Regions from separate parts of the Homo sapiens genome. Here region 2 is linked to region 1. A link is a loop called in an ENCODE intact Hi-C map of the cell type or tissue named here. Cell type or tissue: B cell. All regions are shown on one strand. Each heading gives the region's core, and the rest is flanking DNA. Links, peaks and the distances in the headings are about the cores only.

The links. A loop is a pair of places that touch in the nucleus more often than their neighbours do. Peaks named below come from ENCODE experiments on the same cell type or tissue, not always from the same donor. Only the 100,000 strongest peaks of a DNase experiment are listed, where the experiment ranks them.
Region 2: a loop joins it to region 1, with 1.8 times the contacts of the local background. A loop is called at or near these places in 14 of 110 quality-filtered maps.

What each region holds. Positions count from the first base shown.
Region 1 is chr10:96,838,328-96,854,435 of GRCh38, reverse strand. The region is part of intron 2 of LCOR (ligand dependent nuclear receptor corepressor); the gene reads right to left. Among named protein-coding and RNA genes, the nearest start is that of LCOR, 14 kb to the right of the region's middle. RefSeq lists enhancers at 11,093-11,592, 13,190-13,484, 14,127-14,626. In B cell, for the core only: no CTCF peak of the experiment used is centred there; no DNase peak of the experiment used is centred there; H3K27ac peaks cover 671 bases.
Region 2 is chr10:96,886,920-96,903,027 of GRCh38, reverse strand. The region is part of intron 2 of LCOR (ligand dependent nuclear receptor corepressor); the gene reads right to left. Among named protein-coding and RNA genes, the nearest start is that of LCOR, 63 kb to the right of the region's middle. In B cell, for the core only: no CTCF peak of the experiment used is centred there; no DNase peak of the experiment used is centred there.

The DNA.
Region 1 (16,108 bases), core at 5,426-13,425:
AGAATCACTTGAACCCAGGAGGCGGAGGCTGTGGTTGAGCCGAGATCACGCCACTGCACTCCAGCCTGGGCAACAGAGCAAGACTCCATCTCAAACAAAGAAATGAAAACTGATGCTTTCTGATGTAGATTGTAAATGGCCCCAATTCTTTTTCGCTCCATGTAACTAGGCCCTTTGCCAGGTAACTTTATATCATCCTACCATTACTGTAGGCTCAATTATGTGATTTAGCCAGTAAGATATTCATTTAGTCAACGAGCTATCTCATTTAGCCAATGAGATATTAGATATTATACAAGCAGAGGCTTGAAAAGGTGCTTATTTCCAAATTCTTTGCGTATTTCTGTCATGCCAGGGTGATATGGCTTGGCTCTATGTCCCCACCTGAATCTCACCTTGAATTGTAATCTCCATAATCCCCACGTGTCAAGGGTGGGACCAGATAGAGGTAATCGAATCATGGAGGCAGCTTCCCCCATGCTGTTCTCGTAATAATGGGGGAGTCTTATAAGATCTGATGGTTTTATAGGCATTGGCATTTCCCTGCTTGCATTCATTCTCTCTCCTGCTGCCCTGTGAAGAGGTACCTTCTACCATGAATGTTAAGTTTCCTAAGGCCACTCCAGCCATGACAAACTGAGTCAATTAAACCTCTTTTCTTTATAAATTACCCAGTCTTGGGTATTTCTTCATAGCAGTGTGAGAACAGACTAAAATACGTGGTAACAGGCCCAAGCTATCCTGCTGAAGGTGAGAAACGTAGAACAGAGACTAGTTGCCCCAGTTATCCCAACTTAGGTCAACCTACATCAGCCAAATCACCCCAGACATGGAGCAAGTCCAGCCAAAATCAGCAGAGCTGCCTAGTCAACAACAACACAGCTGACTACATGAGCAAGCCTAGACCAGATTAGCTGAACCTCAAACTCTTGAGTTCAATAAATGCTTCTAGTTATACATCACTAAGGTTTTGTGATTGATAAGCACCATTACTGTGACATCAGGTAACTGAAACACTATCTTATTTTGGTAGGTGAATAAAGAAAATAATTTTTATTCTTCCGTTTATGATGTTAAAAGGTGACAACAGGCTGGGTGCAATGGCTCACACGTGTAACCCCAGCACTTGGGAGGCTGAGGCGGGCAGATCACTTGAGGTCAGGAGTTCAAGAGCCTGGCCAACGTGGCAAAATCCCATCTCTACTAAAAATACAAAATTAGCTGTGCATGGTGGCACGTGCCCATAATCCCAGCTTCTCAGGAGACTGAGGCAGGAGAATCGCTTGAACCCGGAAGGTGGAGGCTGCAGTGCGGTGAGCCAAGATCACACCACTGCACTCCAGCCTGGGCAACAGAGCGAGACTCCACCTCAAAAAAACACAAAAGGTGACAACAATAACAAAATAAAGTGTATTCCTATTATCATTACAAATTTACTATTCAAGCATACCTTTAAAACTGTTAGAAATGGAGAACCAATGTTTAACTTCAACAAAGTTTAGATGTTTTAAAATGTTTTAAGTTCATAAATAATAGAGAAAATGAGAAGAGACAAAGCTACTCACATTATAACAAAATGAAATTGTTTTATGGAAGTCATATAAACAATGATACAAAAATAGAGGCAAAATAGTCACTAAAAAAAGACTTACTGACTATATTTCATCATGGAACTCTCCTTCTAGTTAATTTCACTCCCTTAACTATCACCACCACCATTGCTTCTACTTCTACCATTGCTTCTACTTCATGGAGCTCTATCTCCATGGGCTTCTGAAGAAGCCTGTTTCCCTAGAATAAAATAGATATACAGGTTGAGTATCCCTTATCCAAAATACTTCAGACCAGAAGTGTTTCAGGTTTAGGATTTTGTTCAGATTTTATAATATTTGCATATACATAATGAGATATCTTGGGGATGGCACACAAGTCTAAACACAAGATTCATTTACGTTTCATATGTGCCTTATACACATAGCCTAAAGATAATTTGTCGGTTTTTGTTGTTGTTTTTTGAGATAGGGTCTCACTCTGCCACCCAGGCTGGAGAGCAGTGGTGCATCTCAGCTCACTGCAACCTCCGCCTCCTGGGCTCAAGCAATCCTCCCACCTCAGTCTCCCAAACAGCTGGGACTACAGGCATGCGCCACCAGACTGGGCTAATTTCTTTTAAAAATTTTTTGTAGAGACAAAGTCTCACTATGTTTCCCACACTGGTCTCAAATTCCTGGGCTCAAGCGATCCTCCCACCTGAGCCTCCCAAAGTGCTGGGATTACAGGCATGACCCAATGTGTTTGGCCTAACCTAAAGGTAATTTTATACAATATTTTTTAAATTTTGTGAATGAAACAAAGTTTGTATACATTGAAGCATCAGAAACCAAGATGTCACCTTCTCAGCCACCCATGTGGACAATGTATGATTGTGTGGCATTAGCATCATTCCTGACTCTCAATTTATATGCTACCAATAAGCAACCTTATTCTTACACTTATTCACACATAAGGACTTAACATTAAAAAATATGACATACCATTAATACGTGAGAAAATAATGTGTTTGGGGTAACTAAGAGCACAGGAGCATCACCAGAATACCTGAATCAACTGTTAAACAACAACAACGTCAGGCTTTCAGTCTCCATCTACAATGCTATGTTCTCACTGAAAAATTACTGAACACTGTATTTATTTTGGGGGGTGAAAAGAAACATCAGAAGCAGTTGAGAGACCCAGAAGTGGATCCTCTAAGAATGTGGAGGAATTCTTCTGGATGGCTTTTTTAAAATGTTTGCTCCAGAGTCATCTGCCTCATTCACAACATTTTCTGTCTTAGAAGTCTTTCTTCAATTTCATAAACTGACATGATTTCACCATGTTCTCTCTCTGATTTTAAACACTGACATGATTTTACCACGTCATCCACAGGCACTTTTTCGGCAGTGTTAACATCACCATCTTCATCGTCACTATAATCACAATCATCTTGATTCATGGCATCCTTCATGCTAAAACTTCGTTTGAAAAGCTTCCACACCCACATCTCTGTTCACTGCTGCTAGTGTGCTGCTGAAGAACGTGTTTAATCTTATTTTATTTACTCTTCATTCATCTAAGGATACCCTGGTTACACGGTTGAATTAAGTCACATTTGGGGAAAAGTACATGGCATAAACATTTCTGATGAGAATTTCAGCTGGAGGATGACAACAGTTATCAAGGAATAAAGAATCCTGCAGTCATCATCCAGTCCAGCTTCCCTGCAGTAAGCATGAGCAGTAGTACAGAATGCTTGTGAAACCAATCAGAAAAGATGTCCCTCGTGATCCACGCCTTTCTGTTAGCGTAATAATGGACTGGTAAGAAATTCACTCCTTGAAAACAGCAAAGATACAAGCTTTTGCCTATTACATCAAGTTTACTCTTATGCATGCCTGCTGCATTATTAGCACATTCCAGAACAGTTATTCTGTCCTTGGCATCCTTACTGCCTACAGGGGCCTTTGCATCAGCTGTAGTCAGTATCTTTCTGGAGCAATAATGCCAGAACAGTGATGTTTCATCAGCATTACAGGCTTGTTCTGGCATCAGATTGTCATCAGTGATGACCCTAGAAAATCTGTCAATAAATTTCTCTGCTGCTCCATGATCAGCAGATGGTTCAACACAAATCTTTTAAAATTTAGTAAGCCCAGCACAGTCGCTCATGCCTGTAATCCCAGCACTTTGGGAGACAGGTGAGAGGACTGCTTGAGCTCAAGGGTTTGAGAACAGCCTGGGCAACATAGCAAGACCTGGTGGCATGTACCTGTAGTCCCATACTCAGGAGGCTGAGGTGAGAGGATCACTTGAGCTCAGGAGATCAAGGCTGCAGTGACCTATCATCACACCATGCACTCCAGCCTGGGTGACAGAGATGCTGTCTCAAAAAAATAAATAAATAAAAAATAATAATTTAATGCCATATCTCTTCTTAAATTTCTGCAACCAGCCTGTTGAACATTCACAGTTCACTTCAATTTTCAGTTCATCATGCTTGATCTTTCTTTTTAAATATGGGGTCTCACTATGTTGTCCAGACCAGTACTGAACTCTTGGGCTCACATGATCCTCCCACCTCAGCCTCCCAAAGTGCGAAGATTACAGGCGTGAGCCACTGCGCCCGGCCTTGATCTTTCCGCTTCATGACAAGCATACCAGTAAGTGGCATGTGTTCACTGTGATGCTGATGGATCTACTCTTTCAAGATCTAATCAAGGTCATTTTCAGCTTCATGCAGTGCTTTTCTATTTTTTACTAACTTCTGCCCATCACTTTCAACCTAGAACTTTAATAATTTATCCTACTGTATTTTTCAGGTCATATATACAGTGGTCATTCCAACAACATACTCTTCTGTAAGACATTTCAGACATCACTGTCAGTTTTTCCAACAGCTTGACTTTCTTTGCTAGTAATGCTTTCCCTTTTTCTTATTTGTTTTACCCACAGGGATATCTGCAGGACTTTCTGACAATTCCAACAATATCTTCACGTCAGAGAGCAGAGAATAAGCAAAAAAAAAAAAAAAAAAAAAAGTGAGTGACACACAGAGGTCTTGGTCCCATCATGGGGCATCATGGGGATCCTGCCACTGACACATCTGGTCTGCACACATGCCATCTTATTACGCTTTGAGGGCACACTTGCTTGGGGCAATCTGGGCATATATAGAAAAGATGTATCTCAGCTGAAAAGCACCGGGAGGATGTTTTTTCCCTTTGGGGACACTGAATAAACTGTATGTTGTGCACCTGCATTTTGACTCCAACCCATCACATAAGGTCGAGTGTAATTATCCACTTATGGTGTTACTTCGGTGTTCAAAAAGTTTCAGATTTTGGAGCGTTTCAAATTTGGGATTTTCAGATTAAAGACGCTCAACCTGGCTGGGCGTGGTGGCTCGCGGCTGCAATCACAGCACTTCGGGAGGCCGAGGCGGGCCAATCACCTGAGGTCAGGAGTTCAAGACCAGCCTGGGTGACATGGCAAAAACCCTGTCTCTACTAAAAATACAAAAATTAGGCCGGACGCAGTGGCTCACGCCTGTAATCCCAGCATTTTGGGAAGCCAAGGTGGGTGGATCACGAGATCAGGAGATCGAGACCATCCTGGCTAACACAGTGAAACCCTGTCTCTACTAAAAATACAAAAATTAGCCAGGTGTGGTGGTGCACACCTGTAAGTCCCAGCTGCTAAGGAGGCTGAGGCAGGAGAATCACTTGAAGCCAGGAAACGGAGGTTGCAGTAAGCTGAGATTGTGCCACTGCACTCCAGCCTCGGCTATAGAGGGAGACTCCGTCTCAAAAAAAAAAAAAAAAAAAAAAAAAAAAAAGACAATTAGCCAGGTGACAGAGAGGATCTGTCTCAAAAAAAAAAAAAAAACATTTTCAACTCATATACACTTATTTTTAAAAATTAATTCAGTTTCTTGATAGTTTCAAAAACATAGATCTATTTATTTTATATGCACAAAAACAAGGAAAAAGTATAAAGAAAAGATAGAAATATATTAAATGAGGAAGAAAGGTGAATGAAAAACTGTTATCATCCAAAAAAGCTAACCATTCCTGAAAGAATATTCCTGGCAGAATCCTAGCCTGTGTTTTTGAACAAAATAACTGAACATCCTGTATAATAATCTTCAGATGCAATAATCTGAAGATCCTCAGATTCTGCCATCTGAGAACATCCTTTCAGCATCCAGTTTTTATTTTTTGTTGTTTTGTTTTGTTTTTGAGATGGAGTTTCACTCTTGTTGCCCAGACTGGAGTGCAATGGCGCGATCTCAGCTCACTGCAACCTCCGCCTCCCAGGTTCAAGTGATTCTCCCACCTCAGCCTCCTGAGTAGCTGGGATTACAGATGCCCGCCACCACAACCGGCTAATTTTTGTATTTTTAGTAGAGACAGAGTTTCACCATGTTGGTCAGGCTGGTCTCCAACTCCTGACCTCAAGTGATCCACCTGCCTCGGCCTCCCAAAGTGTTGGGATTACAGGCGTGAGCCACCATGCCCAGCCCAGCATCCGGTTTTTAAAGTGTGGTTATTTTAAAATCTAAAATCAAAATATAACAGTAACAGTTATCACTATGTCATTGCTTATACTTCTGTTCCTGAGTCACAGAAACTACAGATTGGCAGCAGCATGATATAACAAGAGAATTTTCCTGTTTCTTAACACAGCTTATATTCTTAACATTCTTTCCTAGTTGTAACTGGATATATATTCACATTCCTCAAAATAGTTGATTTGATCTGGATCATTTCTTAAAAAATATCTGACAAAATACAGGCTGACTTAGGTATAGTAATTACTAAGAGCATTCTTACCTAAACAACTTCATATGGTTTTAAGAAATAATTTATACTGAGTAATATCTGAGAAGTAACATACAAACACTTTTCAACCATTTAACAAAAACAAACCTGCCACTTTTTCCAAAATAAAGTTTAAGTCCTCAGGAAAAGGGGGGAAAAAAGGCAAAAACCGGGTCTTCAATCCTCTGCTATCTTGCCCATGCCACAGTGTCAGTTTCTTTCTTTTTACGTTAACTACAGAACACTCTTCTCCATTAATTTACATTCTCTTGCTTTTAAAAGATCAAAGTTTGTAGGTAATTCAATCTTTTTAATAGTTTTAGTACTTTTGACCAGGCTGGGAGGGGTGGTTCACGCCTGTAATCCCACCACTTTGGGAGGCCAAGGTAGGCAGATCACCTGAGGTCGGGAGTTAAGAGAACAGCCTGACCAACATGGAGAAACCCTGTCTCTACTAAAAATACAAAATTAGCCAGGCGTGGTGGCACACGCTTGTAATCGCAGCTACTCGGGAGTCTGACGCAGGAGAATTGCTTAACCTGGGAGGCGGAGGATGCGGTGAGCCGAGATCGTGCCATTGCACTCCAGCCTGGGCAACATTAAGAGCAAAACTCTGTCTCAAAAAATAAATAAATAAGTAAGTAAATAAATAAATAAATAAATAAATAAAATACTCTTGACCAAATAACTCATTCAGGACTGTTACCGTGTGCTTTTTTTTTTTTTTTTGAAAAATTAAGTCACACATAAATTTCTATTATAGCTTCTGGTAACTCCTTCCTAAAAGTCTTCTCAGCTAATGTGGAAAATTCTAGCTTCTCTTTTCATTTTTTGAGACAGGGACTGGCTCAGTCACCCAGACTGGAGTGCTGCGGCATGATCATGGCTCACTGCAGGCTTGACCTCCCAGGCTCCAGCAATCCTCTCATGTCAGCCTCCCAGGTAGCTGGGACCAACAGGCTCGCAATACCGCATGTGACTAATTTTTGTATTTTTTGTAGAGACGGGGTTTCACCATGCAGCACAGGCTGGTCTTGAACTCCTGGGCTCCAGCAATCCTCCCACCTCGGTCTCCCAAAGTGCTGGAGCCACTGCCCCCAGCCTGATTTCTCTTTTCTATCTTTACTCCATTTATCCACTTACATACCTTTACCTTTCACCAATAAAATGTACTAATCTTTGATATGGATATGTTACATAAAGTTAAGCAGAAGTTCTTCTCCTAAGGAGAAGGGGACCAAAGGGAAGGTTCTCTTTTAGATAAGATTGTACATTTGCAGCCATAAGCCATGGGTCTTTTTGAAACTGTTTTCAGTAGATGTATGGGGGTTTCTCAGTATATGTCTATTTATTTTAACATGCCAGAATCTATTTTAATAAAAACTATACAATGAAAAGCTATACACAGTAAATATATACGCAAATAAAAACTGGTTATACAAGTCTCACAAAGGAAATAGCTTTATCACTTTACTCATACCTGTTTGCTTTATTTTGATTTGTTTTGTTTTAAGAAGCCAGTACAGACAGGCACAGTGGCTCATGCCTGTAATCACAGCATTTTGGGAAGGCTGGGATGGGAGGATCACTTGAGCCCAAGAGTTTAAGACTAGCCTGGGCAACATAGGGACACCCCATCTCTAGAAGAAAAAAAAAATTAGCCAGGCATGGTGGTACACACCTGTGGTCCCAGCCTCAGGAGGCTCAGGTGGGAGGATTGCTTGAGCCTGGTAGGCTAAAACTGCAGTGAGCCTAGAATGCACAACTGTACTCCAGCCTGAGTGACAGAGCAAGACCCTGTCTTAATTTAAAAAAAGAAAAAAAAAAACTTAAAGCCAGTACAACAAAATTCCAGTTTTGTTTTTGTTTTGAGATAGAGTCTTGCTGTGTAGTCCAGGCTGGAGTGCAGTGGTGCAATCTCGGCTCACTGCAACCTCCACCTCCCACATTCAAGCAATTCTCCTGCCTCAGCCTCCCGAGTAGCCAAGATTACAGCTGTACACCACCATGCCCAGCTAGTTTTTGTATTTTCAGTAGAGATGGGGTTTTACCATGTTGGCCAGGCTGGTCTCAAACTCCTGACCTCAAATAATCTGCCTGCCTTGGTCTCCCAAAGTGCTGGTATTACAGGCGTGAGCCACAATCCCCGGCCAATCAAATCATTTTTAAAAGACATATTAGCTCTATTAAACATTCATAGAAAAATGACCAGTGTAAAGGTTTTTCTCAGTAACAATGACCAAAGATTATGGACTTCTTGATGCTCACCCATAATTACAGTATTTTACTGTAATCAGATAAGCCCATTTTGGCCGGGTGCGGTGGCTCACACCTGTAATCCCAGCACTTTGGGAGGCCGAGGCGGGTAGATCACGAGGTCAGGAGATCGACATCATCCTGGCTAACACGGTGACACCCCGTCTCTACTAAAAATACAAAAAATTAGCCGGGCGAGGTGGCGAGCACCTGTAGTCCCAGCTACTGGGGAGGCTGAGGCAGGAGAATGGCATGAACCCCGGGGGGCAGAGCCTGCAGTGAGCCAAGATCACGCCACTGCACTCCAACCTGGGCGACAGCGAGACTCCGTCTCAAAAAAAAAAAAAAAAAAAAAAAAAAAAAAAAAAAAAGGATAAGCCCATTTATAAGAGGCAAACTTTGTCAGCTTCTTTACTAGATGAATAAAAATTCACATAACCTAACACACAGGAAATTAGTGTTTATATCATTCATGGTGCAACAAAAGAGCCACATTTGAAATGTGAAATACTCATAAACACCGACGTTCCCCTCATTTTTTCTTACTGAAGGCAAGAACCTTCACATTTTATTTTGATGGGAATTTCTCCTTATTACCTTTGTCACAACGTCTTCCTGTGCCTGCTAGTAATCATTTTGTCTAAGACCAATGATGTATGAGTTATCATCTTTTTTTAAGTTGATTTTTAAGCTTTTATTCATTTTTTAAATTTATCCAATTTCTTCTTCTCCTTCTCAGTAATTACACACTACTCAGCAACTTCCTTTTCTGTCACACAATTTAAAATATTGCCAGCTAAACTAAATTTAAGTCACAGAAGGTTGGAAGTGAAGAAAAGGCATTTGGCTAGATTCAGGAGTCCTGAATCCTGACCTCAATCTGCTTTAACCTGTTTGCCCCTCCACCACCACCCCACACTTCCTTGAGGTCTCTGGGAAGAATATCAATAGAAGAAAAGGCCAAGCAGCTACACTGTTAAAAGGCCTTTGTTACAAACTCCTATGAATTAGGCTGGTCTACACAGAAGACTCTGTAGGCGTAGAATCAGTATCACTCAGATACCCTCTGCTGCCTTTCCCTCTCCTAAGCCTACGCTCCAATCTCAGTTAATGGTGAAGAATGGCCAGTTGAACAAGATAAGAAGGAAAATTAAGCCAGTGGAAACATTCAGCTCAGAAACTCATTTAGCTAACAAAACTAAAAAATCAAAAAGAAAAAAGGAAACACAAATAGGACTGTGACAGCTGAAGAGAAGGAGGCAAGGTATTCTAGTCAAAGCCAGAGAACAGAAAATGAATAGAATAAACTCCTGTTTATGGTAAGATTATGGGTAGAGAAACCAAAATACCTTAATGTAACATAAAGCACATAAGCAATCAGTAATTAGAAACAAAGACGGGCAACTTAATGGAAATTCTAAAAGAAGGGCATATGCATAATGCTGAAGATTGAAGAAAACTGGGTAACAAAGCAAGACCCCGTCTTTACAAAAAATAAAAATATTAGCCAGGCACCATGGAGTATACCCATAGTCCCAGCTACTAGGGAGGCTAAGGCAGGAGGATCAGTTGAGTCCAGGAGTCGGAGGCTGCACTGAGTTAGGATCATGCCACTGCACTCCAAGCCTGGGTGACACAGTGACCCCTGTCTTGGGGTGTGTGGGGGTACAGGAGGGGAGGGAGGGAGGGAAGGAAGGGAGGGAGGGGGGAAGGAAGGGAGGGAGGGAGGGTGGGAAGGTAGGTAGGTTAAAGAGCATAAAATTTTGATTTCCAATCCCAGGTCTACCACATTTTAGCTGAGTGATTACGAATCAAATCTGTAATCTCCCTAAATCTGTTTCCCCGCCTGTAAAACAGATGTTAACAACATCAAAGGTCTCTTGTCTGTCACACAGTAAATGCTCAACATATGGTAGCTTTTAAGAAACATTACAAGTAAACAAAACAGAAGCAAAAACTTCTCCATATTTAAATGTCTTATTTATTTCTTTAAACTTATGAACCACTTGATGGGGATGCGAGGTGGGAAAAGGAAGATGGTGCCATACAAAAGGATACAACCAAGATTCAATACTAAATATGGTGTCTGGAATTTGCTCCAAAATAATTCAGTTAGGGATGAAACAAGAATAGCCATTAGTTGATGTAGCTGGGTGTTTGTTCACTGTACTATTCTACTTTTCTGTATGTTTGAAGTTTTCCAAACTAAAAGATTTATTTTAAATTCCTTTCCCTTTAAATGATATGGCTGGACAAGAAAACAAGTTACGTCATCCTTTCTAGCTTTGATAAATACTGAATCGAAAAAAAGGTAAAAGAGAACAGGATAATATCCAGTGGGCAGATATAAGGGTAAATACCTACAAACAACCTAGAAAATACGCTTGCATTGGGCCAAAGACACTTATGCCTGTAATCCCAGCACTTTGGGAGGCTGAGGCAGGAGGACCACTTGAGGCCAGGGGATCGAGACAAGCCTGGGCTACATAGCAAGACCTCATCTCTACCAAAAACAAAACAAAACAAAAACTAGCCAGGCATGATGAAACATGCTGCATTCCCAGATACTCCAGGGGCTGAGGCAGGAGGATCACTTTGACCCCAGGAGTTTGAGTTTACAGTGAGCTATGATCATGCCGCTGCATTCCAGCCAGGGAGACAGAACCAGACCTTGTCTCCAAAAAAACAAACAAAACATGCTTGCATTGACTGGAAGGAAGAGGAGTAGCCAGGTAAAAGTTCACAAATATCCATGCAATGGCAACAATAAAAAAACGTGAAAAACAAGAGATCATCAAACTGAATCTGTGCATGACTCAATTTAACAAATTCAACATTCGCTTCCTCTACATACAATGTATACTTATTTCAAAAATTTGTATAAACTAGGGGCGGGCCATGATGGCTCACACCTGTAATCCCAGCAATTTGGGGGGCCAAGGTGGGTGGATCACTCACAGTCAGGAGTTCAAGACCAGCCTGGCCAACATGGTAAAACCCCTCTCTACCAAAAAAAACAAGAACTAGTGGGCTGTGGTGGCATATGCCTGTAATCCCGGCTACTCGGAAGGCTGAGGCAGAAGAATCACTTGAACCTGGGAGGAAAAGGATGCAGTGAGCCGAGATCACACCACTGCACTCCAGCCTGGGTGACGGAGCCAGACTCAGTCTCAAAAAAAAAAAAAAAAGAAAAGAAAAGAAAAAAAAGCAAGCTTTTTAGAAAATTTTTGTATCAACTGATCATTCTAAACGTACCAGAGGAGCCTGTTACTATATTAAATCAGATATGAATTATGTTGTAAAGTGAAACAGATGTCTTTGTGGTAAATTCACATTTTCACATGTGGAATTTTCTTTTATCAAGTAGGATACATTCTATAGATCCCTTTAGTTTCTCTTTCCTATTTATGTATGTATGTATGTATTTTGAGATTGAGCCTTGATCTGTCACCAGGCTGGAGTGCAGAGGCGCAATCTCGGCTCACTGCAACTCCACCTCCCGGGTTCAAGCGATTCTCCTGCCTCAGCCTCCCAAGCAGCTGGGGCTACAGGTGCATGCCACCACACCCGGCTAATTTTTGTATTTTTAGTAAAGATGGGGGTTTCACCATGTTGGCCAGGACGGTCTCGATCTCTTGACCTCGTGATCCACCCGCCTCGGCCTCCCAAAGTGCTGGGATTACAGGCATGAGCCACTGTGCCTGGCCTCTCTTTCCCTTTATACTGTGAGTTTAGGAAAGGTAAAGCATGCTTTTACCTTCTGCAAAACTCTAAAAAATCACGTACTAAGAGAACTATACACAATAATCATTTTTTGATAATGATAAAATGATTCAGATTTTATGAAAAATAAGCTAATCATGAGATCAAAAACAACAGTCACAGACTATCTAGTATTATGAGTAAAAATAATAATGCTCTGGCCGGGTGGAGTGGCTCATGCCTGTAATCCCAGCACTTTGGGACGTTGAGGTGGGAGGACTGCTTGAGTCCAGGAGCTCGAGACCAGCCTGGGCAGCATAATGAGACCTCATCTCTATATTTTTTTATTATTTATTTATTTATTTATTTTTTAAAACAACAGGCTTTCCAATAATAGCAATTATCATGGGAAATAATACTGGTGTTCACAACATCTTCTAATCCAAAAAGAAAGTCTTGGCCAGGCGCGGTGGCTCATGTCTGTAATCCCAACACTTTGGGAGGCCAAGGTGGGCAGATCACTTGAGGTCAGGAGTTCGAGACCAGCCTGGCCAACATGGTGAAACCCCGTCTCTACTAAAAATACAAAAATTAGCCGGGCATGGTGGCACACACCTCTAATCCCAGCTACTCGGGAGGCTAAGGCAAGATAATTGCTTCAGCCTGGGAGATGGAGGTTGCAGTGGGCCGAGATTGTGCCACTGCACTCCAGCCTGGCTGACACAGCAAGACTGTCTCAAAAAAAAAAAAAAAAAAGTGTAAGTTTTCTAGAAAGTATTAAATGTGTCATGCAGATATATAAGATGGTGATACCATTAATACATTTTCTGATACTTTCTGCTTTCTGTTATTTTAAAGAGTTAATTATTCATCTAGATTACTGCACATTTAAAAAATTCTTGTGAGACAACTATATGTTTCTAAGTAATCCCCTTCACCTCTGTAAACAACTGTGATGAACTTCTCTTTTTTCCTGAGACAGGGTCTCACTCTGTCCCTCAGGCTAGAGTACAGTGATGCAATCATGACTCACTGCATCCTCGACCTCCTGGGCTCAAGCGATCCTCCCACCTCAGCCTTCCGAGTAGCTGGGACTACAGGTACACAAAACCACACACAGCTAAAGCTAATTTTTGTATTTTGTGTGGAGACAAGGTTTCACCATGTTGCCCAGGCTTGTCTCCAACTCCTGGGCTCAAGCGACTTGCCTGCCTCAGCCTTCCAGTGTGCTGGAATTACAGGCGTGAGCCACCTGGCCTGTGATGGACTAATTTTCAATGATTCAGAAGTTATAACAAACGCTGCTTTACTTCAAATGGTATTGTTATAATAGTTTTTAATACAATTGTAAGGCACAACTGAGTAAAATTTATTTTTTGTCTTTAAGCTCTAGAAAACATTTAAAGTCTAAAGAAAAGTCCCTTTAGACAGGTCTAGACCAGGAGCAGTGGCTCATGCCTGTAATCCCAGACCCCATCTCTATTTTTCTTTAATCTAAATTTTAAAAAATATATAGAGAGGAAATTTTAAAATAGACATGTCTGAAGCATATTAATTTCTAGTCTCCCAATACCAAATTTGAAACGTTAGTCTAAACCCTAGTTACAGCCATCATTTTTTTCTTTTAGCAAACCCTGACGTATCCTGCTCTTATACTAACAAATGCACATTACACATGACAGGATCCTTCTATTACCCTCAATTATAAGAACTTCATTATAGTAAAGATACAACAAATACTAGTTTTTACTATGTAAAATTCACTGGCTTGCACAATAATGAATTCAGAAAAATGATTAAGTGATATGCTAAAAGAATCTACAACTCTCTTTATCAAAAAGTAGATTAAAACATGAAACAAAGGAATAAAAAGAAGACCAAAAATCATTAGAAGATGCCACTCATTACTACACAGCTTTCCTAACTTGACCCTCACAATCCATTAAGCAAAAGATTCTTAAATTCGGCCATCTACCCCATAAGATACTTAGTTTCATCCTTAAGACATCATTATACCTGACACTTTGTAACAGACCAAACCTAACCAATTCAAAAATCAGAGAAACCAAGAATCAACGAAATTCAAACAAACACTTTAAAAACAGTATATTTAACTTAGCACCAGGAAACAAAATATAAACCAGGGGTGGTGGCTCACACCTGTAATCCCAGCACTCTGGGAGGCCAAGAGAGGCGGAACGTCAGGAGTTTGAGACCAGCCTGGCCAAAAGGGTGAAACCCTGTCTTTCCTAAAACTACAAAAAAATTAGCTGGGTATGGTGCCACCCGCCTGTAATACCAGCAACTAGGGAGGCTGAGGCAGGAGAATTACTTGAACCTGGAAGACAGAGGTTGCAATAAGCCATGATCACGCCACTGCAGTCCAACCTGGGCAACAGAGCCAGACTTCGTCTCAAAAAAAAAAAGCAAGAAAAAATATATTGTATAACTTGTCAGATGTCTGGGTTTTTATAAAATGCAAACAAAAAAAATGTAATCTTAAATTTCAAAAATACTGCTAGTGAGATTCCTCTCACTACCCAAATTCTCACTAAACTCAGAAATGGAACAGATTCATTCAAAACATTTGTGACAGGGCAATATAGAGCAAAGGTGTCCTTCTCTATCCAAACTCTTGCAAATGGAGTTGTAATCCCATAGTACTGGGATTACAGGTGTGAGACACCGCACCTGGCTTTTCTTGAGAATTCTATTTCGTTCTATTACTACGCTCCTTATTCTCTTCATAAGGTATCCTGCAGTTTAGCTTTTGTTACAGTGTATCTGGTCATGTATTGATCTGTATTTGTTCTTAAATGGGGAGTATGAGAAAAAATATCTGCAAAGCATACACTGTAAGTATATCCAGAATATATACACAATTCTTACAATTCAACAATAAATAATAACCCAATTTTAAAAATGGGCAAGGGATCTGAATAAATGTATCTCCAAAGGTATGCAAATGGCCAACAAGCACATGAAAAGATGCTTAACACACTGTTAGGAAAATGCAAATCAAAACCACAATGAAATATAACTTGTCTTATTTTTTTGTATTTATTTCTTGTTTTTTTGAAATACGACTTCATACCCACTAAAATAGCTATTATATAATCAAAACAGATAACAACAAGTGTTGGAGTGGATGTGGATAAACGGAACTGTCATACAGTACTGATGGGAATGTAAAATACCGTAGCCACTTTAGGAAACAATTTGGCAGTTCCTACGAAATTAAAACAGTTACCACATGACCCAGTAATTCCATCCTAGGTACATACTCAAGTGAACTAAAAACAAATGTCCACACAAAAACTTGTACACAAATATTCAGAGAAGCATCATCCATAATAGCCCCGAAGTGGAAACAACCCAAATATCCATCAACTGATTAACGGATAAACAAAATGTGGTATGTCCACACAATGCAGTGTTATTTAGCCATAAAAGAAACAAAGTGCTGATAATGCTACAACATGAATGAATCTTAAAAACATTATGCTAAGTGAAAGAAGCCAGGCACAAAAAGCCATATATTGTATGACTCCAATTACATGCTATGTCCAGAATAGACAAATCCACAGAAACAGAAAACAAATTATAGTAGCTGCCAAGAGCTGGATCATAGGAAGAACGGAATGTGGAACTGCCTATGGATGTGGGGTTTCTTTTTTAGGAAATAAAAATGTTTTGAGGGTGGGTGTGGTGGCGCACACCTGTAATCCCAGGACTTTGGGAGACTGAGGCAGGAGGATCACTTGAGCCCAGGAGTTCAAGACCAGCCTGGG
Region 2 (16,108 bases), core at 4,338-12,337, 50 kb before region 1:
GTATTTCCTACAGTATTCAGTACAGTAATGTGCTGTACAGATTTGCAGGCTAGCAGCAACAGGCTATACCAAATAGCCTAGGTATGTAGTAGGCTATATTATCTAGGTTTGTGTAAGTATACTTTACGATGTTTGAAAAATGATGAAACTGCCTAAGGATGCACTTCTCATAATGCAACCCCATTGTTAAGCAACACATGACTGTATTATATTTTACAAAGTATCAGTTCAAAGGTGCTTGCTGGCAATAATAATCAATTAGTGTCCTAATAAACAAAGAGGGGAATGATATTATCTGGAGTTGTTTGCTTAAAAGTCAGGATGTGTGACTTGATGCCACCACCACACTGAGCCTTCATACGAAGTCAGTCACAAAGTGAAAGTATTGGGTTGGTGCAATAGTAATTGTGGTAATAATTTTAGAACACTAGATTATACAATCTTTTATATTCTATCCCAGGTAATTAAGGTAATCAATTCTTTTTAATTGACATTCCAACTATCTCAGCATGTTATTAAATCAAAGATCAAATGAACTTCTATAGATAATGAGCAATGACCATTCAGGCTTCTCTTCCCCTTACTATCCCTGGTGATTCCTTTCATTATTAGAGAACTACATTCATTAATAATTCTTCCTCTCCTCCTGAGCACATTCTCCCAGATGATGCACTATGATGAACCCTATTTGTTGGCTCACTTACCACTCTCAGAATTACCCAGCACAAGAACTGATGACAAAACCTAGCCAGATATACCAAAGAGAAGTAACACTTTAATCACGACTAATGGCCCAAAATGAAACAGAATTAATGAAGACAAAACAGCAGCACTTGAAGACAAATTATAAATAGTATTTTTATTGAGGCCAGGGAGAAATAGTATTTTTTTTTTTTAAGAGCAAAGAGCTCTGAATAAAATAGCAGAGAACAAATGCTTGGGGGGAGGAGAAAAACTACTAAAATTACCAAATAGAATTAAGTAGAGAAATACACAACAAAGTAGTGATTTAGAAAATTAACTTAAGAAATGTCCTACTATCAGTATGGACAACATGGTAAAACTCCGTCTCTATAAAAAAGTACAAAAAATTAGCCCAGGGTGGTGGCACACACCTGTAGTCCCAACTACCCGGGAGGCTGACGTGGTAAGATCACTTGAACCCAGGAGGTGTAAGGTGCAGTGAGCCGAGATTGCGCCACCGCACTCCAGCCAGGGCAACAGAGCGAGACCATTGAAAGAAGGTGGACCGATGGACAGATGGAGGAACGGATGGAAGGAAGGAAGGAAGAAATGGCCTAATATTGTATAGTGAAGTGTCAAAGACACATACATAATGAGAAAAAGATTAGAGATGAGGTGGCCAGACGTGCAGTATCTGTAAAATAGGATTTTTAGAGCAAGAAAAGGCAAAGAATGAACGTTTTAAAAATTTAGAAGGAAACAAAAACTTCCTAATGTTGATTACTGACTTGAGTCTTCTTATCTAATGGGCTCCATGAAATACTGGGGCAGCACTAGGGGGTTGGAGGGGAAGCTACACATGTAGACTCTCCTGGTAAAATATCTGAATTTCAACAATAAAAATTTACAAGCTCCAAATATGGAAAATATTTCACTTAATTTTACTTAAAATAAGAGGAAAGAGATTTAGACTACCAGTCATTTCACTGGTAAATGTAAATGCTAAACATGTATGGAGAGCTGGGAATGGTATGTGGTGACACACACCTGCAGTCCCAGTTACTTGGGAAGCTTAAGTGGAAGGACTGCTTGAGTCCAGGGGTTTGACCTGGGCAACATGAGGAGACCCCATCTCTTTTTATTTTATTATTTTTTTTTTGAGACGGAGTCTCTGTCGCCCAGGCTGGAGTGCAGTGGCGTGATCTTGGCTCACTGCAAGCTCCGCCTCCCGGGTTCATGCCATTCTGCTGCCTCAGCCTCCCGAGTAGCTGCGACTATAGGCGCCCGCCACCACGCCTGACTAATTTTTTGTATTTTTAGTGGAGGCGGGGTTTCACTGTGTTAGCCACGATGGTCTCGATCTCCTGAACTCGTGATCCGCCCGCCTTGGCCTCCCAAAGTGCTGGGATTACAGGTGTGAGCCACTGCGCCCGGCCGACCCCATCTCTTAAAACAGAAAAAAGAAAAAAAAAAAAAAGCCTACGAAGCAGTGTTTACAAAATTCTAGAGGAAAAATGAAGACAATGTGTTGCTTATGAATATTGATAAAAGACATTTATAGATATTCTCTGATTTGGGAAGTAGAACAGCCATTCACTCTGGGGGGTAAGGGTTACTCAAAGTAGTTCCATTAAGAAAAATATGATTGGGAATAATGATCTCCTGAAAAGGGAAAAGACTGTTTATATAAAAACTAATGGCAGGCTGCTATAAATACCTTGTCTTTTGATCTCTAATATGTTGTCAGTCTTCATTTTCATACTATTTTTGTTTCTTTTATTCCTTGATTGATCCTATCAGTTTCTTTTTTAGTTTTTTTCTTTTAAAAACCTACTTTGACTTTTTTGTTCTTCTCTATTATATCATTGATTTCATTAAATTTTGCTTTAATTTTTTTCAATTATCCATTTCTTTGGGTTTATTCTATTGCATTTTTGTCTAACTCGTAAGAGATTCATTTACTTATTTTCAGGTTTCTTTTTTTAAAAAAAGAATCAAGTATAGGATGACTTAAAAGAACTAAAATTTTAATTATTGTATATTAAGAGGTAATCTGTGATAAACAAAATGTGGTATATCCATACAATGGAATAAAATTATAATATGGATGAATAAGCCTCAAAACACATTGTGTTAGGTGAAAAAAGGACAGAAACAAAAGACCACATACTATGAGTCCATTGATATAAAATGTACTGAAAAGGCAAATCTATAGATAGAAGAAAGTACATTAGTGGTTTCCTATGGCTGAATGAAAATGAAAAAATAATTGCAAATGGGCAACACATTTCTTTTTGTATTAAGGGAAATATTCTAAAATTAGATGGTGGTGATGGTTGCATAATTCTGTGACTATAATAAAAATCGGTGAACTGCACACTTAAAATAGGTGAATTGTAAGGTATGTAAATTATGTCTCAATAAAGCTGTTTACAAAACAGGTACTCTATGCCTGTTTGGTAAAAATTTGTAATGTTTTAAGAAAATCTGGCCTATTAGAGCCAGCCTTGTAATTCTAATTTAAAATGTATAATTGAACAGCTGATTTAGACTTATGATTTTAAGCCGAAATTTTACTAAGTTTGCATCCTGTATAAGAATACTCACAAAACTTAAGGATGTTTATATTTACAATTTTAAATTATTAGATTTACAAGATTTATTTAAGTATCTAAGGTTTTATTAATCAATATTTACAGAGAAAATAAATTTAATTTATACTTACAGATTTAAATGTTTTAAGAAGTTAAATTAAGATATTTATCAAAAGTTTGTTAAAATTAGTTACAGAATAAGATCTGTATTTAGAGAGAACCAGGTTTTAAGTTTATAAATTTAAATAAAGTGAACATTTAAAAATTAAAAATCAAAATAACTATGCATTACCTTTTCTATTCACAAAGCCATCAAGAATATTATTTTTTAAATCTCACATTTAATAAGAATTAATCAAGTGTTTACATAGAGCTCAGCAGTGTGGGGATACAGGGGTTATGTTTAAAAATATGCCCTGCCGTTAAGATATTTATAATTCTAGTCAAGGAATCAAAATTAACATGCTTTCCCACTACTATGCAGATACTTATAACTCTCCAATCCTTTATCTCTTGCCCTAAGACCAAATTTCTAATTTCCTACTTCATATTATCACCAAAATCTCCTAAATACCTAAAAATGCCCACCAAATCAAAATCATTTTACTCCTTTCCTTCATCTCAATCATAGATTTCGTCTATATTCTGTATTCATTACTAAGAAAATGGCATCACGAACACCTTCCCCCCAAGTTATTCAGGTTAAATAGAGACCTCGGTTAGTCACAATTCTATTCTTTCCATAAATCACCAAGTATTCCGGTCATTGAGTCCTATTCATTTTACTTCAGAAAGATTCCTCCCAATCTGTTCTCTCTTTTCCATCCCTAAATTCAGGTTTTCACTATCTCTTATCTTAACAATTATAATAAATGTCACTCATGTTGATAATAATGACAGTTATCATTAACTGCACCCTTATTTGGTATCAGGCAAGCACTATAGCAGGTGCTTCATGCCCATAACAAAATATTCAAAGGAATACTGTAAAACAAGCACTATTACTACCCAGAATGTGTAAAACAAAACAAAACAAACAACCCTGAAAATCAAAGCAGCTAATTCGTTCCAAACTGCAAAGGCCAATATCTAGATTTAAAACCATTCCTGTGATTCTAAAGCCCAGGCTCTTTTCATTTCATCACACCACCTATTAATAACATCTCTTAATTTTTAATTTATCTTAGTATTCTCCCACACCACCATCTCTACCACCAGAATCCACCCTTCATGCTGCTGCTAAACATCATCCTTTCTAGGTTTTAAAAACATTTGATAGCTTTCCACTGACAATAGTGAAGATTTCAATTTCTGGATGCCATGCATGATCATTATAGGATCTGATCCCAAATTATCTTTTCAGTCTCTCCTGCTACCATATTCTGTATACATACACTATGCTCTGGCCATACTGATCAGTCACAACACATACTGTCAATGCTTCCACGCCACTTGAGCACAATATGTCGTCAGCCTACAATGTTCTTCCTGCAACCCTCAATCTAATTCTAAGGTATCCCCATCTCACCCCATAAGCCCCAGGCAAAGTTAGGAACATCCTCATCAGTACTCAAGTTGTACTATTTATATACCTTTTTTTGGTATTTAATCCGCTAGATTTTCAGCAAAGAACTGGAGTTTATTCATCTTTTAACATCACCCTATACTTTGAACTACCATCCTCAAGTAAGTGCTCAATAAATATTTGTTGGATGAATGCAAACACACTCTTTTTAATTCCTACATCATTATAATTAACTGAGAGGTTGGAGATTTTACAAGGACTCTGTTTTATGTGTCAGGCAAGCTAAAGACTTGAAAAAATAGAAATAAAACAGAAGGGTAACAGATATCTGACCAAACAAAAAAAAAAAAAAAAAAAAGATGGCTTTCTGCTCCAGCTCAACTAAGTTCTCTGTATCTATAGACTAAAACCAGAACATAATTAAGGGCTCTTTTTGCTGGCCCACAAACAGCTTTTGCTGGCCCACAAACAGCAGCAAACTTTTTTTGCGGAAAGCTGTAATCATAGTGAAGATAGAAATAAAACAAAAAAGATAAAGTCCTGAAAAACAATAGTATTAATACATTAAGGAGGGAAAAGAAAGATATACTGAGTAGTTAGAACATTATCAGAATACAGTATTTACATACATAATGCCATAAACAAGATTCAAAGGTATTAAATAAGTTACCAAAATCACAGAGGTAGTGAGTAGCTAGGTCAGATTAAGTCTTTGGAAATCCAGGGGCAGTTCTGTTTCATTTTTTCTAGTATATCAAACTGTCTAGGTTAATCATGCTTAGAAAGAAACCATTTAAATGCAAATCTGAGGTTGATCAGGAATGAGTCAATTACATCAGTTCACAATCCATAGGCCACAATCCGTTTGAAGACCTCTGTCATTACAAGGTCAGTAAATTCATATGAGCACTGTTTGTAAATCAAATAAAAATGTGCTTGCAGATACAGCCACTAACTACTCTTTTTTAACACACCCTGCTACAAACAATAACATATGTATTCATTTAAAAAGCATTACTGAATCCATAATATCTTTTTTACATCACATTTTTTCTCAAAGATACCAAAACTACAAATTACACTGTGAGAGGTAAGCATTCTTTTGGGTTTTTTTTTTTTTTTTGCTTTTCTTTCTCTTTCTCTTTCTCTTTCTCTCTCTCTCTCTCTCTCTCATTCCTTGGGAATAATGGAGTTAACTAAGTAAAAACAAAATTATAAGCTGAATGATTTCCTTCACTTTAGGTAAAATGGAAATTTCTATAGTTGAAAGAACAGAGATAAAAACTAAACTTTGAAAGTTCTTAGGGTTGGAAAGGTGGGGCTTCCTTTTCTATCCCTTCCCATCCTCTCCCTATTCCTTTGTCCATTTACTCTCTTCTTTCCAGAGTTAGCCCCAACCTAGACCTAGCATGCTTGCGGGAGCTTTATACTATTAGGAGATTCATTTACTATCTTCAGTGTGTGGATCTCAATAACTCTAGATTGTTTTAAAATTACTTTGGGCCGAGTATCATGGCTCATGTCTGTAATCCCAGCACTTTGGAAGGGCAGGGCGGGTGGATCACCTGAGGTCAGGAGTTCAAGACCAGCCTGGCCAACATGGTAAAACCCCATCTCTATTAAAAATACAAAAATTAGCTAGGCTTCGTGGTGTGTGCCTGTAGTCCCAGCTACTTGGGAGGCTGAGGCGGGAGAATCGCTTGAGCCTGGGTGGTGGAGGCTGCACTGAGCCAAGATGATGCCACTGCACTTTAGTCTGGGCAACACAGCAAGAATCTGTCTCAAAAAAACAAATGGTAATAATAATAATAATAAATAAAACTAATAAAATTACTTTGCAAGTAATTTACTGAAAAGAAAATAAATTAAAATTTCTCATATTTTCCCCCATTCCTCACAAGCAGTCAACTCTATTTGAGGTATGTATGTCAGTCTAATACATTTGTGAATAAAAAAAGTCAATGACATAAGGTATGACTATACGGTAATAGTGAGATCCCTCCTCAACCCACACGCCTCTAAATACCAGAAATGTCAGTAACATCCATATAAGTGCTACTGTACAAAGCAGCGAAGACAGCATTTAGAGAGCCGAGAAAAAAATTATCTAGGAGGCAAGATTTTTTTTTCTTTTTAGTTTTTAGAGACAGAGTCTCTTTCTGTTGCCCAGGCTGGGTTGTAATGGCACAATCACAGCACACTGTAACCTCAAACTCCTGGGGTCAAGCAATCCTCCTGCCTCAGCCTCCTGAGCAGCTTGGACTACAGGCATGCATCACAACAGCTAGTTAATTTTTAAATTTTTCTTCAGACAGAGTCTTGCTATGTTGCCCAGGCTGGTCTCAAACTCCTGGTCTCAAGCGATCCTTCTGCCTTGGCCTCCCAAAACACTGGGATTACAGGCAAAGGAGGTAACATTTCTGAGCACTCAATGAAGTGAGGGAACAAGCCATATGGAGACACATGAATGTTCTAGGCAGAGTGAACAGCACTGAGGTAGTTAAGGTATGAAGTACGGTATATTGAGAATTAGCAAGAAAGCAGGCATGGTCAGCAAGGTGATTTAAGATGGGAAGTACAAGATAAGGTAAGAGATTTAGAGGTATGATCATACAGTCCACGGTGAGGAGACTGGATTTTGAATTTTAACAGAAATCCACTTAAGTTTTATATCTGGGTAGTGGTAGAGATAAAACAATTAGATATATATTGTTTAAGATTACCAGGTAGCTGTAGAGAACAGATTATTAGATAAAGCATTAGGAGACTATTATGACAACAGCCTTGGCAAGAGATAGGGGTAGCAATGGCGGTAGAGGGTAGTGACCCCATAGAGGGTATACATCAAACATAAAACCAACTTGCTTGATGATGTGCCGATGTGGAATGTGAGGGAAAATGACACTTACACTTTTGGTCTGTGAACTGAGTAAATGGTAGTGTAACTTTCTAGGATGGAGAAGACTGGAGGGTAAATGTTTGGCAGACAGAGATCTAGTTCACTTTGGGGATAAGTCTGAGATGCTACTTAGAAATCAAAGTAGATCTATGAAGAAGGCAATTGGATAGGTGACTTTGAAGTTAAAAGGGAGACACTGAGATGGGGCAATATAAAATTGGGAATCAGTAAAGTACAGACAGAATTTAAAGCTTTAGAACTAGATAAGATCATATTAAGTTAAGGAAAGGAAGCAACAGGACCAAATACTGGAGCATTCCAATGTTTAAAGATTAGAAAGAAAAAGAGACTGAAAATTAAGGTCAGGTCTTTTTTACTGTTCTATCTTTACCATCTAGCAAACAACTTGATGGTAAGTACTCAAAAAATACTAGCTGATCTGAACTATTATATATGGCACTGTTATTGAAATAAAGACATATCTTAACCCACTCCAAATGTCATCCGAGGATTCTGAAAGGAAACAGGTTCCTTTTAATGTAATCAAACACATCTAAATATATCTAATTTATATATTTTAAAAATCATTACTTTTTACCACACTTCTAACACATCATAATATATGGCAGTACAAAAGATAAACCCTCAGTCTGGCCCCAATTGAAGGATATATTAGAAAATTTTAAACTGTACCAATGTTTGAATCAGCTTTCAGATTTATATACAAAATTCTTAATAGTTCTCCCCTGCTCAAAAAGGTTCAATGATTAGCTACTGCCTGCATAATAAAATTCAAACTGCTTAGTCTGGCTTTCAAATTCTTCCAAAAGTGAACCTTTTCAACACTCCTTTTCAATGCCTTTCAATAACAATCTGCTTCTCAAGTAGGCCTTGATTTTCTTTGTCTTGATCCCTCTCTTCACCTTGCTCCTTCTAAAATGTACTCTCAGGCCGGATGCGGTGGCTCATGCCTATAATCCCAGCACTTTGGGAGGCCAAGGTGGTCGGATCACGTGGTCAAGAAATTGAGACATGGTGAAATCCCACCTCTACTAAAAATGCAAATTTTAGCTGGGCGTGGTGGCATGTGCCTGTAGTCCCAGCTGCTCGGGAGGCTGACACAGGAGAATGGTGTGGACCCAGGAGGCGGAGGTTGCAGTGAGCTGAGATCATGCCACCGCACTCCAGCCTGGGTGACAGAGCGAGACTCCATTACAAAAAATAAATAAATAAAATTCTCTCAAATATCAATAGTCTTGATCCTACGTGGTCTTCAAGGCCATAGTTCAAAAGTCCCTTCCAGCTGTTATCTTTCCTCCCAAATGATTCCCAGTATCTTTCACTTTATTTTTCCTTCATTTTCAACATGAATGCACATTTTATGTATCCAACTGAATTTTACATTCACTGTTGTAGTGTAATAGAAGGAGTACTACAACTCTAGGAAGTAAGAGATGTAGTGGTTAAGAATATGAATTACGAAGCCAGGTCACCTGGGTTCAAATATCTGATTCTCTTTTAAAAGCTCTATAACCTTGGACAATTTCTTTTTTTTTTTTTTTTGAAACAGAGTCTTGCTCTGTCACCCAGGCTGGAGTGTAGTGGCGCGATCTTGGCTTACTGCAACCTCCACCTCCAGGGTTCAAGCAATTCTCCTGCCTCAGCCTCCCGAGTAGCTGGGACTACAGATGCCCACCACCATGCCCAGTTAGTTTTTGTATTTTTAGTAGAGACCGGGTTTCGCCATATTGGCCAGGCTGGTCTAGAACTCCTGACCTTGTGATCTGCCTGCATCGGCCTCCCAAAGTGCTGGGATTACAGGTGTGAGCCACTGTGCCTGGCCATACCTTGGACAATTTGTCTTCTTCACACCTCACTTTCCTTGGCTATAAATTTATAACGTGATTAGACAAGTATTTGTAAATTATTTAGAATAGTATCTGAAAGCATATTAGAGATATTATATTATAAAGTGTTAGGAAGCAAAGAAGGCAGAGAGGTTATGTTTTCAGTTTGTTAATGCCTCTTTTGTTCCCTATATGACTTAAAAGACTACATACAACAATAATTATAACTCTGTGTTGATGGACAAACAATGCATAAAGATTTATTGGAGGGGGGAGAGCTATGTAGCAGCAAAGTATTTTATATACTATTGAAACCAAGTTGTTATTAATTCAAAATAGACTGCTACAAATGAAGGTGTTAATTATAATCCCCAGGACAAACACCAAGAAAATAACTATTATGTAGTAAAATAAATGAGAAGGGAATCAAAATGGTACACTAGAAAATATGTAACACAAAAATCAGTCATGGAGGGCTTGAACAAAACTGATATAAGACAGACAGAAAGAAATATAAAATGGGAAATGTTCCTCCTTATCAGCAATTATATTACATGTAAATGGAGTAAAGCCTCCAATTAATAGGCAGAGATGGGCAGAATTAATTTAAAAAGCATTATCCAACAATATTCTGTACACAAGACATTTGCTTTAGATCCAAAGACACAAAGAGGTTGAAGGTGAAAGAAAAGAAAAAGCCCATGCGAACAGCAACCAAAAAAGAAATGGAGTGGCTATACTAGTATCAGACAAAATAGGCACTGCGATGGTCTAACTGTTGGAGTCCCCCCAAAAATTCATATGTTGAAATCCTATCACCTCCAAGGTGATAGGATTAAGAAGTGGGGCCTTTGGAAGGTGATTAAGAAAATAAGGGCAGTGTCCTCATAAATGGGATTAGTGCCCTTATAAAAGAGGCACCAAGAGAGATCCCTCATCCTTTTGTCATGTGAGAACATAGCAAAAAGACAGTCATCCATGAACCAGAAAGCGGCACCTCACCATACCAAATCTGTCTGTGTCTTGATCTTGAACTTCCCAGCCTCCAGAACTGTGAGAAATAATTTTTTTTATAAGCCACTTAGGCAGCCCAAGTGGACTAAGAAAGGCATTAAGACAAAACTACTTAAAAAGACAAAGGACATTATATAATGATAAGAGTCAATCAAGAACATTTAAGAATTAAAAACATATATGCCCCTAACAACACAGCCCCAAATTCTATGAAGCAAAAATTGACAGACTTGAAGGAAGAAATGGCTCAACAATAATAGCTAGAGACTTCAACACCCTACTTTCAATAATGGGTGGTACAACTAAGCAAAAGATACATAAGGAAAAAGAAGACTTAAACAACACCGTTAGGCAACTAGACCTAAAAGACATATGCAGAACACTCCAACCAACACGAGCAGAATACACATTCTTTTCAAGTGCACTGGAACATCCTCTAGGGCAACACGTTAGACCACAAAAAAACTTGCCGTAAATTTCAAAAGACTGAAATCACACAAAGTATCTTTTCCAACCACAATGCAATGAAGTTAGAAATCACTAACAGGAAAACTGAAAAATTTGCAAATATGTGGAAATTAAACAATACATTCTTAAATAGTTACTCAAAAAAGTAACTACAGGCTAGGTGTGGTGGCTCACACCTGTAATCCCAGCACTATGGGAGGCCGAGGCAGGTGATCACCTGAGGTCAGGCGTTCGCAACTAGCCTGGCCAACATGGTAAAAACCTGTCTCTAACTAAAAATACAAAAATTAGTTGGACGTGGTGGCGTGCACCTGTAATCCCAGCTACTCAGGAGGCTGAGACAGGAGAACTGCTTGAACCTGGGAGGCAGAAGTTGCAGTGAACAGAAATGACACCACTGCACTCCAGTGTGGGCGACAGAGACCCTGTCTCAAAAAAAAAAAAAAAAAAAAAAAAAAAAAAAAAAGAGTCAAGACAGAGTAAGACCCTGTCTCAAAAAAAAAAAAAAAAAAAAGAGTCAGAAAAATCAGTATCAATGAACCCAAAATTTCTCGGAAAAAATCAATATTGACAAACCTTTAACTAGACAGACCAAGAAAAAAGAAGAGAGAAGATTCAATTTACTAAAATCAGGAATAAAACTGGGGACATCTTTACAATCTTATAGAAACAGGAAGGATTACAAGAGAATACCATGAACTATTGTATGCCAACAAATTAGATAATCTAGATGAATGGATAAACCTCTAGAAACTACCAAAACTGACTCAACTAAAAAACTGAAAAGACCTATAACAAGTATGAAAACTGTAATAAAACTTCCAACAAAAAAAACCCCAGGACCATATGGCTTCATTGGTGAATCCTACCAAACATTTAAAGAAGAACACCAATCCTTCCTTCAACTCTTCCAAAAAAAGAGAAAAGGGATGAATACTTCCAAACTCATCCCATAAATCTAGTATTACCCTGATAGCAAAGACAGACATCATCATAAGGAAACTACAGACCAATCTCCCTCACGAATAGAGATGCAAGAATCCTCAAGAAAATACTAGCAAACAAAATTTAGCAGCATATGACCATCCATCATGGAATTATCCCAGAGATGCAAGGCTGGTTCAACATACAAAAATCAATCAGTTGAAAAAAAGTCACCATATTAACAGAATAAAGCGGGGAAAAGAGAAACCTGATCATCTCAGTTGACATAGGAAAAGCACTGGACAAAGTCCAACACCTTTTCATGATAAAAACGCTCAACAATCTAGGAATAGAAAGGAGCTTTTTCATAACCCTGGTTATGAAACAGCTAACATACTCAATAGCAAAATACTGAAAGCTTTCCCCTAATATCAAAAATAAGGCAAGGATGTCTGCTCTTACCATTTCTACTCAACATTGTCTAGAAGTTCTAGCAAGGGTGGTTAGAAAAAAGAAAAAGAAATAAAAGGCATCCAAATTGGAAAGACCAAGTAAAACTACTTTTATAGATGACATGATTTTATATATACATAATTCTAAAGAATCTTTCAAAACACCACCATTAACCTAATAAACAGGTTCAGCAAGGTTGTAGAATACAAGATTAGCATAAGAAAATCAGTTTTAGGCTGGGCAGGGGTGACTCACACTTACAGTCCTAGTGCTTTGGGGAAGTAGAGGTGAGAAGATTGCTTGAGGCCAGGAGTTTGAAATCAGCCTGCACAACACAGCCAGACCCCTTCTCTACAAAATATCTTAAAGGTTAGCCAGATGTGGTACGTAGTCCTAGACTGAGGTGAGAGGATCACTTCACTCCAGGAGTTCAAAGTTACACTGAACTAGGATCATGCCACTGCACTCCAGCTTGGGCGACACAGCGAGACTCCATCTCAAACAAAACAAAACAAAACAAAAAAACTACACGCATACAAAGAAAATAACGAGTGCTGGTAAAGGAAGTGAAGAAATGGGAGCCCTCACACATTGCTGGTGGGAATGCAAAACGGCGCAGATGCTCTGGAAAACAAGTTAGGTGTTTCTCAAAAAGTTAAAAATAGAATTACCAAATGACCCAGCATTCCACTCCTAAGTATATACTCAAGAGAAATGAAAACAGGTGTTCAAACAAAAAGTCATACATGAATGTTCACAGCAGTATTGAACAGCAGCATTATTCATAATAACCTGACAGCGGAAACACTCAAATGTCCACCAACTAAAGAGTGGATAAACAAAATGGAGTACAGCCATCCAATGGAATATTATTCAACCATAAAAAAGAACTGTTAAGGACTCAAAGTTTATGTCACTCCCAAAATTCATGTTAACGCCCTAACCCCAGTGTGGCTGTATTTGGAGATGAGGTCTCTAAGGAAGCAACAAAGATGAAATGAGGTCAGAAGGGTGGGTCCCTGATCTGACAGAATTAGTGTCCTTGTTAGGACAGAAACCAGAGAAGGTGCACACACGCTCGAGATCACTTGTGCTACCTCCCTGCATGAGCACAGAGAAACGGCTGTGTGGGGTTAAAGTGAGAAGGTAGCTACCTACAAGCCAGGAGGAGAGGCCTCAGCAGAAACCAACACTGCCGGACCTTGATCTGTACTTCCAGCCTTCAGAACTATAAGAAATAAGTATCTGTGGTTCAAGCCACTAAGCCTGTGGTATTTTGGTTATGGCAACCTGAGCTGACAACATGAATGAATACTGATACGTACAACATGGATGAACTTCAAAAATATGCTAAATGAAAGCCAGACACAAAAGGCCATATATTGTATGATTCCATTTATATGAAATGTCCAGAACAGGAAAATTCACAGACATAAAGGATATTATGGAGGAAATATGGAAATGGAAGTGACTATGTAATAGGTATGGTCTATCTTTTGGGAGGTGATCAAAATGCTATACAATTAGATAGTGGTAATGGTTGTACAACACTTTGAATATACTAAAAGCTCCTGAATTATACACACCTTAAAATGGCTCAAATGGTGAATTTTAGTTTTTTAAAATGGAGTGAAATAACGGAAGATACAACTTGGATTACTCTCAAATACATGTTGAGTGAATGAAGCCAGTCTCAAATGGTTACACAGTGTATGATTCCATTTATATGACATTCTCTAAAAAACATAACTATAGCAAATGAATGGATCAGAGGCTGCCAGAGGTTTTGGGTGGGGCAATTAGAAAAGACAGCACAGGGAACTTCTTGAGGTCATGAAACTATTCTGTTTCTTAGTTGTGGTGTTGGGTATATAAATTTATACATGAGGTAAAATTCATACAACTGTACACAAAAATGGTCAGTTTTACTACAACTTAATTTAAAAAATAAAATTTCTCCTACAAAAAAAATCCATCAGTCTATTTTGCACTTGACCAATGTTTATTTGTAACATCATTACTGGTCATTTGGAAAGCATTAATTCACTGAGGTATGTGCATTTTCCATCACACAATGTAACACCAAAAAAAAATTACATTTGTTAATATCACTACTGATCCTATCAGAAAGGTCTTTTAAGGGAAGTTCTCATGCCCGCAGTAGTGGATTTAAGTTTTCCAATATTCTAATTTTTCTTGGAAGCTGAAATTGACAATATATACTGTTCTTTTTTTTTTTTTTTTTTTTTTTTTTTTGAGACGGAGTCTTGCTCTGTCACCCAGGCTAGAGTGCAGTGGCATGATCTGGCTCACTGCAACCTCCGCCCACCGGGTTCAAGCGATTCTCCTGCCTCAGCCTCCTGAGTAGCTGGGATTACAGGCGGCCACCACCAGGCCTGGCGAATTTTTGTATTTTTAGTAGAGACAGGGTTTCATCATGTTGGCCAGGCTGGTCTCGAACTCCTAACCTCATGATCCGCCAACCTCGGCCTCCCAAAGTGCTGGGATTACAGGCGTGAGCCACCACACCTAGCCCACTTCATTCATTTTTAAGACAATGTTTGCTAAATACTGAAATCTGAATAACCACAGTTTGTCAGATATTCTTCCAAGTAAAATGGTATTCTACGAAAAAAGTAGGCCAGGTGTGGTGGTTCATGCCTGTAATCCCAGCACTTTGGGAGGTTGAGGCAGGTGGATCACCTGGATTCATGAGTTCAAGACCAGCCTGGCCAACATGGTGAAACGCTGTCTGTACTAAAAATACAAAAATTAGCTGGGTGTGGTGGTGAATGCCTGTAATCACAGCTACTCGGGAGGCTGAGGCAGAAGAATTACTTGAACCCAGGAGGCAGAGGTTGCAGTGAGCTGAGATGGCGCCATTGCACTATAGCCTGGGTGAGAGTAAAACTCCGTCTCAATTAAAAAAAAAAAAAAAGTAGCTAGTTTAGCTTGCAACTCAATCACATAAGTGCTTTTATGCATATTTTCCATTGCATTGCATAGAATATTAAGGAGACCCAAGGCTCATGATTAAGTAGTATTTTTTTTTTTTTTGAGACGGAGTCTCACTCTGTTGCCCAGGCTGGAGTGCAGTGGCGTGATCTTGGCTCACTGCAGGCTCTGCCTCCCAGGTTCACGCCATTCTCCTGCCTCAGCCTCCCAAGTAGCTGGGACTACAGGCGCCCGCCACGACGCCCGGCTAATTTTTTGTATTTTTAGTAGAGACGGGGTTTCACCATGTTAGGATGGTCTCGATCTCCTGACCTCGTGATCCACCCACCTCGGCCTCCCAAAGTGCTGGGATTACAAGCGTGAGCCACCATGCCCGGCCAAAGTAGTATATTTTCACTGTTTCATTGTGGGCATTCTTAGGTAAAACTGGCACATGCTCTGAGTGCAAGGCAGTGAAAGACTATAATATCTACTATAAAAGTTTGGTGCCACTGTCTTAATTTGTGGACCAGAGCAATTTTACCCATCATCACTCCTTCCATATCAGAACAACTGTCAACACAGTGCAAAGGGGAAATGACACCTTAATATCATCATGAAAAGAATTCTGACCTTTCTGATCCCTAAGTCTCAGGAACCACCAGGGGCCCAGGGACCACACCTCAGAGACTCTGAAGGATCAAATCAATCCATTTTTGTCACAGGTTTCTTGCTCTATTTATTAAAGTTACAACTAATAGTTACA